Linked DNA regions of Mus musculus: region 1 is linked to region 2. Evidence: chromatin loops called from intact Hi-C (ENCODE). Cell type or tissue: left cerebral cortex. All regions are shown on one strand. Each heading gives the region's core, and the rest is flanking DNA. Links, peaks and the distances in the headings are about the cores only. Region 1 holds the start of Fam160a2 (family with sequence similarity 160, member A2). Region 2 overlaps Rrp8 (ribosomal RNA processing 8, methyltransferase, homolog (yeast)).

What was found. A loop is a pair of places that touch in the nucleus more often than their neighbours do. Peaks named below come from ENCODE experiments on the same cell type or tissue, not always from the same donor. Only the 100,000 strongest peaks of a DNase experiment are listed, where the experiment ranks them.
Region 1: it touches region 2 in a loop (2.0-fold over the local background); 4 of 42 quality-filtered maps call a loop at or near these places.

The regions. Positions count from the first base shown.
Region 1 is chr7:105,396,088-105,404,420 of GRCm38, reverse strand. Fam160a2 (family with sequence similarity 160, member A2) reads left to right here and starts at 4,367. Exons shown (of 12, transcript NM_199009.3): 1 at 4,367-4,537. It also overlaps a transcript of Cnga4 not described here. In left cerebral cortex, for the core only: no CTCF peak of the experiment used is centred there; a DNase peak (open chromatin) is centred at 4,163; H3K4me3 peaks cover 2,313 bases; H3K27ac peaks cover 1,619 bases.
Region 2 is chr7:105,724,695-105,733,027 of GRCm38, reverse strand. Rrp8 (ribosomal RNA processing 8, methyltransferase, homolog (yeast)) reads left to right here. Exons shown (of 7, transcript NM_025897.2): 7 at 1-1,298. The coding sequence ends at 4. Among named protein-coding and RNA genes, the nearest start is that of Rrp8, 7.7 kb to the left of the region's middle. In left cerebral cortex, for the core only: a CTCF peak has its summit at 6,464 (motif pointing left); DNase peaks (open chromatin) are centred at 3,813 and 6,454; H3K27ac peaks cover 2,591 bases.

The sequences.
Region 1 (8,333 bases), core at 122-8,121, 330 kb after region 2:
AGGTAGATGCTTGGGAAGGTAGCTTCAGTTTTGTTACTGTCTTCTTTCACCTTCCCCAAGCCTGCTGGAAATGTCGGTTTGAATACTGTTTCACTTTATGCAGGTTCTCTGTTGGGCCTAGTTATTTATTTGACAATTATGTGCCAAGCGGCTCCTTCATGTCAGGTGTTAAACTAGTCTCTAGGGACACTGGGGTGCCTCTCACTTAGAGGTGTTTTCCATAGCCACATCCTTATCTACATACCTATCACCCAATCTTCCGGCTATGTGCTCATTCTGTGCTACTTTTGTTCCTTTCCTATTTCTCATGCCCAGCGCCAACAGCTACTGGACATATTTTGTGGACCCTCAACCTCTTTCAAGTTTTCTTGTGAACTTTTCATAACAAAACAAACGTATTTCCTATAATCCCCCCTCCCACTTAGGCTGATGTCCCTGCTGTCATTCCTATGGAGATCAGAGTACAACTTTTGGAGTCAGTTGGTACACAAATTCCAGTGGTGAGGCTCATGCTTTTACCTGCTGAGCCATCTTGCTAACCTGTCCCCTACCCCTAATTTTAAGAACAAAAGGGGACAATCAAAGACAATGGGAGACCTGTAAACTGTTTTATACAGCTATGGGTTAGTGTCAGATTTACATTTTTGGAATTTCTTGAAAGAAATATCTATATCCCTAGGAAATGTTTCCAAAATGTTTTTGTCCATAGCTTTTGTAATGTCACCATTTCCTGGTGTTCTGTTTATTTCTTAGTCTCTTTTATAAGAGTCTTCGCACATTCCTTCTAGGTTAGTGTTTCCTAGAAATCTTAGATCTCTCTCTTTCATTTCCATCTTCCACACATGTTCTGGCTGATCTTGGTCACCCACAGAATTATTTTGCTATCTAGTAATTCTCATGAACTTCCTTGAGCTTTAGTCATCCTTAGGACTGACTAACTGCATACTAGATCCCACTTTGACACCTTAACTGTCATACTGTGTTAGCCACTGTTCTAAGGCTGTGAAGAGACTCCATCACTAGGCCAACTCTTATAAATGATTTGCCAGGTATGGTTTAATGCCTCCACTCACTTGGGAGACGGCAGAGGCAGAGGCAGAGGCAGAGGCAGAGGCAGAGGCAGAGGCAGAGGCAGAGGCAGAGGCAGAGGCAGAGGCAGAGGCAGAGGCAGAGGCAGAGGCAGAGGCAGAGGCATTTTTTCGAGTTCAAGGCCAAGCCTGGTCTACAGAGTGAATTCCCAGACAGCTAGGGCTGTTACACAGAGAAACCCTGTCTTAAAACTCCAAACCAAACCAAACCAAACCAACTAACCACCACCACCACCACCACCACCACCACCACCAAAAAAGCATTCAATTGGGGGCTTCTTTACAGTTTTAGAAGTTTGGTCCATGGTCAGGAGCATGGTGCCAGTAATGCCATAATGGCAGGTATGTTGCAGGAGTAGTTGTTGAGAGTTATATCCTTACCCATAGGCAGGGGTCGAGGGGGGAAGAGAGAGTGCAAGCCTAGGGCTTTTGAAGCCTCAAGGCCTACCCATAGTGATACAACAAGGCCACACCTTCCAATCTTTCTAATCATTTCAAAGAGTTCCACACCCTGGTGACTAAGCATTCAAATATATGAGCCTATGGGGGCCATTCTTATTCAAACCACCGCAGTCCCCTTCAACCCAGTGTATCAGCACCTTTATCTTCTCCCACCTACTCTTCTCCCCCACCCCAAACGCCCATTTCTGTCCTCTCAGCCAAACACCTGGGACCAATATTTAGTATTATGTAATTCAGATATTTTAAAAAATGACTGCAAATTTTTTGATGTTTGTCACTTGTGACTATCAGCAAATAGAGCATACTAAGCGTGATGTTTTGTGACATCTAAGGTTAGACTATCAAAGATGTTGCTACTTTCTGGGTAGCTTGGTATGCATATTGTGATTGCTGCCTCTCAGGATCCTGCTCTCTTTGATCCTGTCTATCACACTGTGAGAAACTTGAGAAGTCTGAGCTGAGTTCAGCCTTTCACTTGTTCCAGCCCAGCACTGTACATGCAATTGAAGAAGCCTTTAGGTGATTCTAATGATGGCTCAAGCCACTCCCACATTTGAATTTCCTAGATGCTCATGGGATAGAAATAAACCACTTCTGCTGCATCTCATTGGAATCACAGAATAACAAGCCGTCTGCTTTATGCCACTAATTTGGAGTGATTTGTTACTTAGTACTGTGGTTTGAGTCTTAAAGGTACCCCACAGGCTATGTTCTGAGGTCTTGGTCAATAGGTTCTGGCACAATTGGGGGATGGTAAAACTTTTAGGAAGGGGCAGGTAGCATGCCAATGAGGTATGCCCTTGAGAATGTTGGGGTTCTAACATTTTTCTATCTTACCCTTTACTTCTAGGATGGCACGAGGTAAACAGCCTCCGCTGCCATATACTCTGTGGCATGATCTACTTCCTCACCACTGTTCCAAAGGCAAGCATGGCAGAAATTTCTGAATCAAGATAAACTTTTTTTTTTTCTGTTATTAATCTCATTTTGGAACAGTGATGGACAGCTGACTAATACAGCCAACATAGTAACTACCACTATCACTGGAACAACAGTAATAGAGAAATCTATAGTTTGATATATTTTCACAAATTGAACTTACCCAGCTCAGTACTTGGCTCAAGAAGCAGAACTATTATAAGCTTGAGGAGTCACTCTTCTTCTTTCTAGTCACTGTCACTCCCACCTCTCATAACAATGCCTCAGCTCTGGAAATTTGTGAGTATGCCCTTGAGTGGTGTGTGTGTGTGTGTGTGTGTGCTTGTGGAGGCCTGAGACTGATGGAAGGAATCACACTTGTTTGTTCTTCCATCTGATTTAATGAGACAGGTTCTCTCAATAAAACAGAGTCACCTTTCAAGGACAGATCCCGGTGGATCACAACACCCACCCGGTATTTATGTAGATTCTGGGGAATTTGAACTCTGGCTGTCACGTTTGCTCAGCCAGTGCTTTAACCAGGATGGTATCTCTCTGGTTCCCTTTGATGGTTTTTAATTTATACAGGATGTCAATATTTAATCCTTTCCCTTCCCTTTACCCAAGTCTCAAACCCTTCCCAGTGTCCACAAACTCCCTTTTCTACATCCTTTTGATCCTATTTTGGGCTTTGCTTTTGAATGACCATTTGCAAAGGTGCCCTGTCCACCTGACTATGTATAAAATTCCAAGACTATAATATAAACTAACACGGTCAACTAGTCCCGCAGTATTATATATTCCGTTTTCATTCTCATCTGATCTTTGCTTTGCATGCTCCCAGCTCCAGGTGTTCTCCGGGTCTTGACCATTCTGCCTTGCCTTGGGATAGCTAATTCTTTAGGGTGAAATTTTTATTTCTTTCTTCTTTATGGATACTTTTAATTTGAACCAGTTTTAGAATCACAGAAAAGTCACAAAAACAACACACAAAGCTGTAAACTCCTTACCCATGCCCCCCTGTCATCCATCATATTATGTAATCACAGAATGATCACAATCAGGTAACACTGATAGAATCAACTACAGATTTTATCGGAAACTGCTAATTCTCTTAGTGTTTCTCACTCTTGTTTCAGCCAGCATTTCTCCCTGAAGCCATCTCTCAGCTCTTTCATCCTCTATGAACAGGGATCATGCTAAGTGCTGCTTCTAGACGCTTTTCCTTTCGCAGCCCTAAGACTGAGACAGGTTCTAACGGATCAGGAATCCAGGCTGTCATGTAGGAACTTATTCCACGTTCTACGAGGTCACGGAAGCTTCGGGAGAGCTAGGAAGAGGCGGTCTTCACGGGTAGGAAGGTAGAATCCAACCGGCGTGCATAAGTCTGGTGGAAACAAACTAGCTTGGTAGCAAACAGCCTGGTCTAGGAGAGCTTTCTACAGCCCTGCCCACAGACTGGCCCTTGGCCTATCCTTTAGGAAAAGCCCTGCCCACTTGACGCTATAAGCACCGCCCAGGGCCTGTGTTCCCGCCCCCTCGTCCTCGCCCTCTATCTCTCCCAGTGCCTTCCAAAGCCTACTCTTTCCTAGCCTCAGAAGCTTGTCCCTCCCTTAGAGCAGCCTTCTGCCCTCCGGTTCGAATTTCTCTCCTCTGTCCCCGCCTCTTCTCAGTCGTCCCCTATAAAACGCCAGAATCCTCAGAAGGGCGGAGTCTGCGGGTCGAGGGGGCGGGGCCTGAGAGTGTGGAGCCGCTCCTTTCTTGGAATGCGGACGGAGACCCCGCCCCTGCGCTCGGCCGTTGCCAGGAAACGGGCGTCGACGCTCTGGCTGGGGCCTGGCCGGACCAATGAGCTGGCACGCCGCTGCCCAGCCGTGCGTCACTGGGCGGTTGCGTGAGGTGCGCGGGGGCGCGGGCTGCGTGTGGCGCGGGGCGGGGCGCGGCTGGTTCGCCTGAGGAGCGATGGCGGCGGCCTGAACTCACCTAGCCCGGCCGCCGACAGGCCCGGGCAGGGCGGCGTGGTGCAAGTGAAAGAGACGCGTGGGCCGCGGCGCGCGCAGAGGCGCAAGGTGCCGAGGGGATTCGGGATGACGGCACCGGGTTTGGAATTGAAGGGACAGGGTGAAGGGTTGGCAGGTGGTGAGGGGCTGCGAACATCTGAGGTAGGGGGGCAGGGGACAGCCTAGGTGCTGTGCACCAGGAAGAAGCCCGCTGGAGGGGATCCTGGGCCCAGCTCCGAAGGGCCCAGTTGAAGGAACTCATAACCACCGTTTGCAAAGGGTGTGGGTTCGCTGAGCTTGGAAAGGTGAGGGACGTCCTGGGACAAGAGTTGAGGGGGTAAGGCCTGTGCGGGGATGGGGAGCGTTAAAGGCCAAGGCGGGAACCAGCGGGGGATGGCTGTGCCTTGGTGTAGCAGTTGAAAGCAGGGCAGAGGAGGAAAGGGGCTTGAGGGTTATGAGACTTGCATGAGAGCTGAGGTTGGTTGTGGGGCCTCCTTGGATGCCCTGTCCAGGGAGAGCAATAGTTTACGATCAAGTAAAGTACAGGCGCAAGTGTTGTGCACTTGGCCGCCCTGTGCCCATAGATATGTTAGAGAGTGAGAGAGGAGGAAAAAAAAAAAAACCCCAGAACCACAATAACAAACCCCAAACACCACACACAAAACAGCATCATAAGCAACAGTAACTGTGATAAGGAAAATGTTTGAGGTTTAGTCATCTACAGAGTAATAATGGAACCACAGTTTCCTCAGGTTCTGCTTTTGTAAGGCAGACTTTAAAATGAGGCCATCAGGAAGTTTGTTTTTGTGTTTTGAGAGGTGGAGAGAGAGAACTACCCATATTTTCTCTCTGCCTGCTTCTGGGCACCCTTACTACATTCCTCCTTCCCTGTTGCTGTCATCTGTATTGGACGAGCAGTTGCTTTCATGGAAGTCACATGGCTTGTTATATGCAGCACTGTGTTTAGGTTTGCTCTTCTTAGGAGTTTGAAAAGCAGGAACAAAAAACCCATGACTTTGTGGAAGCAAATTTTTGTACAGTAAATGCTTATACTTTAAGTGTACATGTTTTGACATATGTGCATATTTGTGAAATCAAGATGCCAAACACTTAGACCACCTGAAAAGTTTTCTCTATTTTACAGCTCATATTTCCCTCTGTATCCTATAATTAAGTTCATTTTATTTGTATTTTATAAGTCCATCTCCTTATCCACACAGACATGAATTTGGGGAAGTTAGTCTCACTAGTGATATGATCCATTCTCTGGATCTTCTCTCTGATCTGACAGTCGGCTATGTAGTTGAGGTGTCTTGAACCTCCTTTAACCATAACAGTATTTAGGTCTTTCTATGAAGACTATCCCTAGAGAATTTGAGGCAGCCTCAGTTTATATTCTGTTAAAGAATCTCAGCTTCAGAGCTAGTTATTTTATCTTGTGGTATATTTTCTTCTCTCTGGAGACCAAAGAGGCCTTCTTCATAATGATATGTCTGGCCAGATAATCAGAACTTTTGAGGACCGACAAGCATAACAGGTTGTAGTAGTGGTTCCCAAACACTGACCTGTGGATCCAGTCCATGGTAGCGTTCATCTGTATAAGACAGGATGAAAGAACTAAAAATAAAGTTATATCCTGGGGGAGTGGCTCAGTGGGAGAGTGCCCTTCCATATTCAAAACTATAAGTTTGATCCCAACACTGCCAAAAGAGGGGCAGGGGTAACTTATTCTAATATTATTGTTCTTTTTTGGTGTTAAGGTGCTCTTTGCTCTTTCACTGGAGAAATAATTAGTGGTAAAGTACATGGTAGGTTTAAAGAAAATGATGAAAATAAAAAGTTGATCACCTTTTTAAAAAATAAATATTTTACTGGTTTATGAAATCCTGACATTCAGAATGATAGTGGTGTGTGTGTTGTTTTAGGTTGAAGAACCATGTACTTATATAGTAATTTTATGTAACTTTAGATATCTGAGTAGCATGCATGCTTACATATTATATTAATTCATTATAAAATCAAAGTGACATGCTTTACATAGCATCCTTAAAATTTGCTGAAATTATGTTGATACCTTGTGAAGTAGGCAAAGGAAGGAATTTTAGAGATGAGTCAGATTCAGAAGCTAGCAGTTTCACAGGGTAGAGGGACAAAACAAGTCAGTTTGGCATCTTCATAGTGCTAGTGACTAGAGGAAGGAAGATTTGTAATAGAAAGTAAAGGCAGTGTGGGCAAAGGGCACATTATATATTGGAAAAGTGATGAAATAGAGGACCTCATACCTGCAAGTAGTATTTCTTTATGATTTGTAATTGTTAACAAAAAAATTAAGGGGCGTGAGCATGTCATAGGGATGAGAGCTTTGTTTAATATTGTATCAATGACATGGAATGGGCATGTATAGTATTGGGCGTATTACTGATAATGTTAGAGAATTTCTTTGCCTTTCTCTCCTCCCCTCTCCCTCCCCCACTCCTTTTTTTTTTGTCCCTCTCCCCAGATGAGGCCTCACAGTGTAGCTTGGTTGGCCACAGAGATCTGCCAGCATCTGCCTTCCAAGTGCTAGGGTAAAAGGTGTTCACTACTATGGTTGGCATGTTAGAGCATTCTTAGGATCTGTATAAATTCTTGGTTCTACTAGAGAAAGCACAGAATTCGGAAAGCTTTTTGTTTGCTATACTAAACTTTTTGTTGCCATAGTAACATTAATTACAATGGATTTTGACTTTTAATTTACAGAGGAATGGTAGGTCTGAGAGGATGAAACATGGATGAGGATGCTGTAGTGATAGAAACATTTTGGTGGTGGTGTGTGCACTCTTAGTGAGGGCTAGGAAAACAAACTCATTCATTTATTCTTTCAACAAATTCTTGTTGTGAATTCAGTCCCATAAGATAACAATAGAAATAAGTTGTGGTCCTATGCAGTTGCATAGAATTCTCATTCTGGTTAGGGGAGAAAAAGTTTTAGTTTAAAGGGAGAATGTGGAAATATATTAAAAAAATCAGAATGATGTGATTATTTCTCTTTATCTGTCTCAGTCTCTGTGTTCTAAATATACATATGCACTTATGCATAAATCTCCACAGTGATCTTTGAATTAACATGCCCCAAAGACCCATTTTTTTGCAATCATCTGCTCTTATATCAATCCAGAGGATGACTTTGATGTCATTCTCTATTTCTGCTCCTTTACCTCCTAAATTTGGTCAGTCACTGAGATGACCAATACTTTTCCTCTGTTATCTCCATTGCCACATCATCACCAACTTTTGCCTGAGTCCTCAGCTCCTTGGTACTTACCTATTTTTTTTTAAAGTCTGTTGCTTTAAAAGTTGATCTTTTCTTGCCTATTCCTAGAATGATCTTTCTAAAAATACAAATTCGATCATGAAACTATGCTGCTTAAAAAAGTTGGCTCTTTGTAGCCTGTAGGACAACATCCAATTTCCTTTATATGGCCTCAACTCACCTCTTCATGCCTTGTCTGTTGCCACTTCCTCCTCTGTGTTCTAGCTTGAATAAATTGTTCACAGTTCTCTTAACAAACATGTTACTTTTCTAGCCTTGGAATCTTTGTAAAAGCTGCTTCCTCTTCTAGGAACATCTTTTCTTCTCTGCCCAGTGAACTTTTCTTACCCTTTAGGATCAATTTCACCCAGTCTTTGACTTCCTCTTTGTCATCCTCAAAGAACAGGTGTAGAGATAACCATGTGTGACACTGAGGAGGTCACTGTTGTAAAGACAGTCACTGTGTGCTAGCAGTTCACTTTGTGCCTTATGACCATCCACTGAGATGAAGAGATACCTGCAAGAGGCCCAGGTGGTATGGGGAGAGGTGGGCTGTATCCTGAAAGCCTATTT
Region 2 (8,333 bases), core at 176-8,175:
GTGACCGATGGACACCCATTGGAAGGGGAGAGCTCAGACTCCAGTCTCAGAACTCTGAAGACTGTATCTACCCAGGCTATGAGCCAGGATCTGGTACCACCCTCCTTCTGTACCAAGAACACTGTGGTAAAGCCTCCAGCTCAGCTCTACTCTAATGGAGCCTTCTTGGATACAGAAAGCATAAAATTACTTGGGCAGGCTCAAGAATGAGGTGTTTATTGTGAGGGCATGGATGTGTCTAATAATTGTGGGTCACTTCAGTATTGTGGAAACTAGTCGGCTGAGAACTGATGGATCTCTGGGTTTGCTTTCTCTTCATCTCTCAGAAGGCACGTGGGCTCTCCGCTGTGTTGTCTTCTGACCAATATTGTCCACCTCTGCTCATCCATAGTTTCTGCTCCTTCAGCTTCAAGACTACAGACAGGCAGTTTTTGCCTTATGGCAGGTCCCAATGCTAGTTTGCCACTTGGGGCTGGGAGTTATTTAATTTCTTTGTTTCTTGGAGCTGGGAATCATCTAATTTTTTTCTGTGTTGCTATTGTTGTTGTTGTTGTTGTTGTTTTGAGACAGTATCTCACACTAGTCCAAGCTGACCTCAAACAAAACAAATGGCAATCCTCCTGCCTCAGCCTCCTGATTATTGGGAACACAGGCATGGGCCACCATATTTAGCTGAAGAAATCATTTACTTTCTGAATATTCTATTTCTCATTTGAAAAATGTAACCTTCTTGTCTTACAGTATGTTAAATGGGTTCACTGAGGAAAGCTACAGCTAGAGCTGGGACTAGTAAGAGGTGCTGAATAAACCAGCTATGGCTATGTGTGTCGTTGATCTCACTGTGTCTGATCACCCCTACTGCCTTAACGGTTGAGCAATAAGTAATGTAGATGTGACCGAGAAAGACTGGGGGAGTTTGATATAGGCATGTAAACGGGCTTATTTGCTCTTTAGAGACTTAACGTGTTTGAAGCTTTCCTTGGAAGGGGGTAATACAGAAGCTGGAATCTGTTCAACAGCAGAAACTGATTGGGCTGCTTATTGGCACAGTCTGTGTGTCCTAGGAAAACTACAGGTACTGAATATACAAGTTCTTGGCGTAGTGCTGAGGGAAGGTGAGCTAGGTTGACACACTGAGCTCATTCAGGAGGCGTCTGCCTTGAAACCAGGCATATAGGCTTGTTTACGACTTCCTAAGAATAAGACCTAGGAGTTTCCTCTAGGAGCAAATAGGTCTCGGGATTTTGAACCAGTTAGATGCCTCCAGGCCTAAAGGAATAAAGATTTTGAAAAAGGCCAGAAGGCATGTTTGGAGTCTGAACTGAGACCAACCTTAGTCAGTTCCATACAATATCTCTGCATGTGCTATTGCTGCTGAACATGCATTTCACTACCAAAGTATACTCATCTTCCCAAATAGCTTTGCAGATTCATAAGCCCCCTCCCCAGAAGCATCTATATTCCCAACATACTGTCTGCAAACGGTTTCTTAGCATACAACTGTGTTGTGAATGATTTGTTGGTTTCACTGCAGACTTCTCAAGCCGTATTTAGTTTTCAGAGTTTGTTGACTTTTTTCCTTGTATGTGCAGTGAGGAGTGTAAAAGAGAAACAGTCAGTAAACTAAGATTCCTAGGCATGTACAGAAGCAGGGTGGGCTTCTACTAAGGGTGCTGTGAACTAGTACTGAAAACGGATGCCAGCAGGAGAGCCTCAAGATAGACTTGGCGGGATAGAGAGGGCACTTTCGAGAAGCTGCAGTAAACAGGCCATGCTGGTGTGCTATATAAGCGTGAAGACCTGAGTTCAGAGCCTTAGCACTCATAAAAGTGTGTCTAGAACTCCAACGCTGAGGAGGATTGGAATAGTGACAGAGAGAGACAGAATACTGGGCTTGTCCGCCAGCCAACTTTCCTGATCCAGTAAGAACCTGACTCCAAATAATAAGGTGGAGTGATAGAGCAGGGAACTTGATGTCCTCCTCTGGTTTCTACACCTACACATGCGTATGCACACACCATCATCTCTCACAGCATACCCAGCTTAAAGGACGGGAGGCTTGTATGGTCAGTACAGATTGAAGGAGAGAGAAGAGTATTAAGGGTAAGTGGTAATGGGAGGGGTTAACTGAAAGAGTGGCTTTCAAACTTTATGGGACTAGAGTCATCTATGAGGGTTATTAAAATGCTGCATTCCAAGCCCTCCTGCATTTTCTGGTTCTTTAGATCTGAGTAGGGTCCTATGAATTTTTTCTGATGGCTTTGGGTTCTTTGAAGGAGGGAACAAAACTATTCATTGAGCGTAAAAGTGGGGAGAGGATTGGGATTTTGAGGAGGGGAAAGTGAAGATCACTTTGAGAATGGAAGAGAGTGAATGATGGCTGGGTGTGGTGGGGAACACCTCTAATCTCAGCACTCAGTCGGTAGAGGCAGGTGGAGCTTTGTGAGCTTGGGGCCAGTCTTAACTACATAGTTCCAGACCAGCCAAGGGGTACAGATTAGACCCTGAACTAAGGAAATACCATAGAAGTGCTGGCAGTGTTAATAGCATGTAGGAGGATGGAGCACAGTTCAGTGCTGTGTCAGAGCTTGTTACTCTCCTTACTACTGGTCTGTTAGAACCTAGCCTCTGTAGGAAAGGGGAGACAGTCAGGTTTCTGATTACAGTTCTAACTAGGTCTACTGGGACCATTTAGGAAGCACAAGATACTCGTACTGCTAAAGAATGATGAACCTAGAGTCCAGTTCCTGCTCTGGAAAAATACAGGGCAAGAAAAAACTCACTGGTTTTTTTTTTTTTTTTTTGCTTGGTGTGGCCGTGGAATGCTGCTGCTTTGTGTTTCCAGAATGTGGGACAACAGCACATGAGTGCCTTGTATGCGTCTCGTGCTAAGTGGAGGGTAGGCTTGGGTCCTGTCCTATGGGGCCATTTTGAAGAGATAAAGAGACTTAATAGCAAACAGCAAGGAGTCAGCCACCCAGAGGAGTTTCAGGAAACCATCCAGAATGGTACAGTATCCATCAGAGACTAATGGGATTTCCCTTTTGAATGTCCACTAAGCCTGTGGGTCACAGAATCAACCAGTCTTGTGTTTGCTTGCCTCTTCTTGCTAGCACTTGTGCCTGGAATACTCAGCAAGGAGGTAGAAACAAGATACAGAAAGCAAGGCGTCTCCTTCATTTCCCCAGAGCAGGCTCCTTAGGGGAGGCAATGCCAGGATGGGTGAAGATTGCAAGCCAGCACAGGAGCCAGTTATTTATTGTTACTCAGAATTAGACATTCTCATGAGATTGTTTGTGCCTTGAGCTGATCACAGAACTGTGGCTAACTAAGAACATCACAGTGGGCCTGAACAGATGTTTTCTTTGATTGGGAGCAATGGCTGCTCTTACAAAGGACTCAGGTAAAATTCCCAGCACACCCACAAGATGGCTTATAACCATCTAGTCCTTTGGGTACCCATGCCCACTTTGGCTTCTGGGCACAGCAGGCATGCACATGGTCCACAGATGTACATGCAGGCAAAACTCATCAAACAAAGTTTAAAAAAAAATCTTTACAGGCTTGCTGCAACCTTTCTCCACTGCAGAGAAAGAATAACCCTAGTCTTTTAAGGACTGTAGGAGACAAGAATGAAGTTAGGTATGGCTATCAATCCAGATCTGGTGCCTGTTCAGTGTTCCTTCAGAGCTCTCTGAGCAGAGTGTTCTTGCTTCTGCAATTATTCATGTGCTCCTGATTTTGTTCCTGTAACAGGGTCCTAAGAGCACAGTTCCAAAAGAAACAGTGTGATCTTGGCAGAGGCAGCTCAGCTCCAAGCACTCACCAGTTACGTAATTGCACAAAGCCCTCTGCAGCTTTTCAGAGACTGGCAATTAGAGCCTTTCATTTCCAGGTCATCCTCCTTTCCAGGTGAGTTCGCTAACCAGCCACCGAGTTCTAGGACTTTTGACAACTACAGTGACTGCTTATGGGGATCTAATAGCCTTTGCTCCCCCCAAGCAATTCATTTTCCTTACTGCCAAGTGATCTCTATGAAATGTAAATCACATTATGTCACCTCTTTGCATAAAATCCTTCAATGGATTCTCATGGCTTGAGAACAAAAGACAAACTCCTTCCCAGGCCCTGTGTGATCTTACCCACTCATTGTTCTGCTAGCCAGCTGCAACTTAACTCGCTCTTCTCAATACTGCCTGAGCTTTCGATTCATTCATAATGCACTCCAAATTCTCTTCACTTCTAAACATGCCCCTCCATCTTTGTACAATATTTTTTCCTCGGGAAGAAATTGCCACAGTGCCCTCTTTCTGCACTTACAGTTAAACTGTATTTTTCAGCCCTGTGCATTAGACAGGATAGCCTGGGTGAGGTTCATATCACACAAAGAAAGGAAAAGATAGATCATCTGTTTCCACTTCCTCCCAGTCTCTCCCTACCTAGGAAGGTCACCTTGAAGGACAGGTTTTGAAGATGATGAAGTCATAGTATATAAGAAGTTTGGCTATTTTAGAAGAAAATTGGACTCTGAAACAGAATTAAAACCCTTATAATGAATGTGAGCACATTATCTCACTTAGTATCATGCACCCTGGATATGTCTTCCTGTCCACCTTACCACAAAACCCTGTTTCCTTTAGGGTGCTTCAACATCTTAGCAGATGCCACTCTGTACTTTCTAATAGTCCTACTTTAAAGATTTATTTTTAAATTCCATGTCTGGGCCCTGCTATGCATGTGTGAGTGCAGTGACTGAGGCCACCACAGACAGGATTTTGGGGAGCTGGAGTTAGAGGCAGTTGTGAGCTGGCTGATGAGGGTGTGGAAAACTGAACTTGAGCCTTCTGCAAGACAGGAACTCACTCTTAACTCCCAAGCTATCTTTCCAACCCATTTTCTACTTTTTTCCTTTCCTTTCCTTTCCTTTCCTTTCCTTTCCTTTCCTTTCCTTTCCTTTCCTTTCCTTTCCTTTTCTTTTCTTTCTTTTTTTTCCCCCAAGACAGGGTTTCTCTGTGTAGCCCTGGCTGTCCTGGAACTCACTTTGTAGACCAGGCTGGCCTCGAACTCAGAAATCCACCTGCCTCTGCCTCCTGAGTGCTGGGATTAAAGGCGTGCGCCACCACGCCCGGCTCAACTGGCCGTCTTTTTTACTCTTTTTTTTTTTTTTTCATTTTTTTTTTTTTCATTTTCCTACTTTTAAATGAGGAAAAAATAATGCTCACAATCAGAAAAGAAATATTTTATCAATTGTTTGTGACTAAAAGAAGATCCCACTAAGTGTTTTAAACATTTAATTTTTTTCCCTAGTATAACAAGGGACCTGAAGGTTGGTGACTTGGCTTTTGGTTCAGGAGCTCGAGAGTGTTAGGAGTGAGCTTTGTGAGTCTGTGATTTTCTTGGTGTCTTGGTTCTCTGAGTCCCAGGGTGCAGGCTTAACTAAGCAGAGGCTCCTTGCTTCTTAGGCTTCTTGGAAGTCTCTCCAGTTGCTGCACCCTTTTCTTTCTTTTTGGTTTCACTTCAAGGATCTGTTCTCTCATTAGTACTCTGGTACAAATATGTTATGTTCTCCGTAATGACTGAATCTAATCTAGAAAATCGACCCTTTAGATACAATTTCCCTCTGTCACTTCCCACATTCCAGTAACTTGTCAGTAGCTCTTAGGGCTCAAACTTCTCTTCAGTTCAGTGGATCAGAGAATATGATCTCTTACTCATTTTTTTTTAACCTCTTCTGTTTATTTGGAGATTGGAATGGAGAAAGGTATATTGGAGAAAATTAAACTTACCCAATTAATGCATCATTGATAGGTCCGACCAAGGCAAGCATTTGAATGTTGGCTCTTGTGGTTTTCGGTGAGGTCCTGGAGCTTCCTGTGGCGACATGTGCATTGGCTGATTTTGGTTGATTCCTATGACATATAAGCCAACTGCTCCTCAAGTTCATTGCTCTTTTTTTTTATTTTATTTTTTTAATTAGATATTGTCTTCATTTACATTTCAAATGCTATCCCGAAAGTCCCCTATTCCCTCCCCCTGCCCTGCTCCCCAACCCATCCACTCCCGCTTCCTGGCCCTGGCATTCCCCTTAACCCTGATGGTATATGCTAGTTAGTTTTTGTCAAATAGACAGACTAAAGTCACCTGGGAGGAGAACATCTCAGCTGGGAATATGCCTCCATCACATGGGCCTGTAGGCCTGTCTGTGGGGCATTGCCACTCAGGCAGGTGGGCCTGGGCTGTGTAAAAAAGAAAATTGAATAAACCATGGAAAGCAAACTGGATAAGCCGCAGTACAGCCTTTACCTCAGTTCCTGCCTCATGCTCCTGCCCTGGCTTTCCTTGATTCTGGACTCTAACTTGTAAGATGTAATGAAAATGAACCCTTTCCTCCTCTAGCTGGCTTTGTCAGTATTTTACCAGAGCAAGAGGCAGCAAACTAGAGCACAGTGTATCTACTGCCACCTAGTGCCAAAGAGCCTTACCTAGCAAAAAGCCTTCCCTGAGAAGGTCCCAACATATCCTCAGGGCTGGTTATCTTTCAAGGAGCCCATGGGAAAACCATGCACATTTATCCTGTCAAACAGGGGGTGCAGGCCAGGCAGCAGTAACAATTCTTTTCTTGTGCTATTGAGAAGTCCCAGTCCAACTGGTTCTGAACCAGTTCCCTGTATTTATGTGTGTCCCTAGCCTCATGTCTTTGGCATGCTATGTGGTGGTTTGGGTATGTGTTACAGTGTTCTTCACACTCATTTTCTTTCTGGGAAATCAACTGCACTATATTTCCTATATCCCCATAGAGTTGTGTGTCAACGGATAATATAGACAATTGGTTGATAATGAAACTGCTGCTTCCAGACTTGGATCTAACGAACACTTCCCTTGTGTTATTTCCACATTGCCCAACTTGATGCATTTTCGCAGGAGTGCCTAAATCTTGAGCATCACCAAAACTAGAGTCAACATGATTAGGAACACCTGGACTAGGCTTCACTTCAGTGAGAAGTATATTACTGTTTTTTGAGGTACTAGTAATCTCTTAAAGTCCTTTTAATGTAAGAGAACAAAGCACCGATAAGGAAAAATACACAAAACAATATTTAACTCTGAAAACCACCCAGCCTAAGCAGCAGAAGGCCATTACCACCTAAGGCTTCCCCACCTCTTCTCAAACACAAGCAACATTTTTCTCTTTATCCACAAAATTCCCACTACTTTGACTCAATGTTATTTTCTTGGTCTTCTACATAGTATTACCACTAAAGCTTCCATATCTAAATAGCCTTTCCATGTGTCTAGATTTTTGCACTCCTTACCATTCATCCATATTACTAAGTGCAGTGCAACTTTTCATCTTTATTACTGTGAATAAACCACAATTTATTGATTGTTTAAACTATTAGTATACATATATCAGTTGGAGTGGCTAGGTCATCTTACAAAAAAATAAAAACCTAAAACAGTAATGATTTAAACCAGTGTGATAGTTTTAAGAATTTTACAGTTCCATTTCTTTTCTTTGGAGGGAGTGGTGCTACATGTATGCCATGTATGTGTGTGGAAGTCAGGGAACATTTGGTGGGAATCTGTTTATGTTGAGATTCCAAGGGATTCCACCCAGGTTGCCAGTCTTGGAGTAAGGTACCTTTGCCTACCAAGCCATCTCACCTCCAATGTGATTTTTTTTCCCTTATCAATATAGATTGAGAGGGACTCTGATCACACTAAGAGACCCAACTAATGGAAACACTATCTAAACATCTTCTCTTATAGTCCCTGAGACAAGAAAAGGGAACAAAAACAAAATCATCTCATTGCCAAAATGGAAAGGAATCCTTTGTGCACCTATGTATATAATTGACCAAGACAACTATCAGTATGAGATATAGCTTCACAGGTGGCCAAAAACTAACAAAACCCCAAAACCTTCCAACCATACCCAAAAGGAAGAAAAACAGCATTTGAGTTGTGTCTAGTAACTATCCCAATTTTTCTCTGGTTTGCCATTCATATAAAGTGACAAATTTGAAAAATTGCTTTAGTGATTCTTTGTATGTATGTATGTATGTATTACTAGGAACATAAATAACCGAGAGTATAATTTATTTAAACACATAAAAATGTAATCTCAAATTTGTAGATAATACTATTTCTAAATTTTATTAGGAGACAGGGTTTCTTGTAGCCCATTCTGGCTTTGACCTCACTATGTAGCTGAGGATGACTTTGAATTTCTGATCCTTTTATCTCTACCTCCCAAGGGCTGGGATTACAGGTGTGTGCCACCATGCCCAGTTTTATGAGTGCTTGAGATCAAAGACAAAGCTTTGTGCATA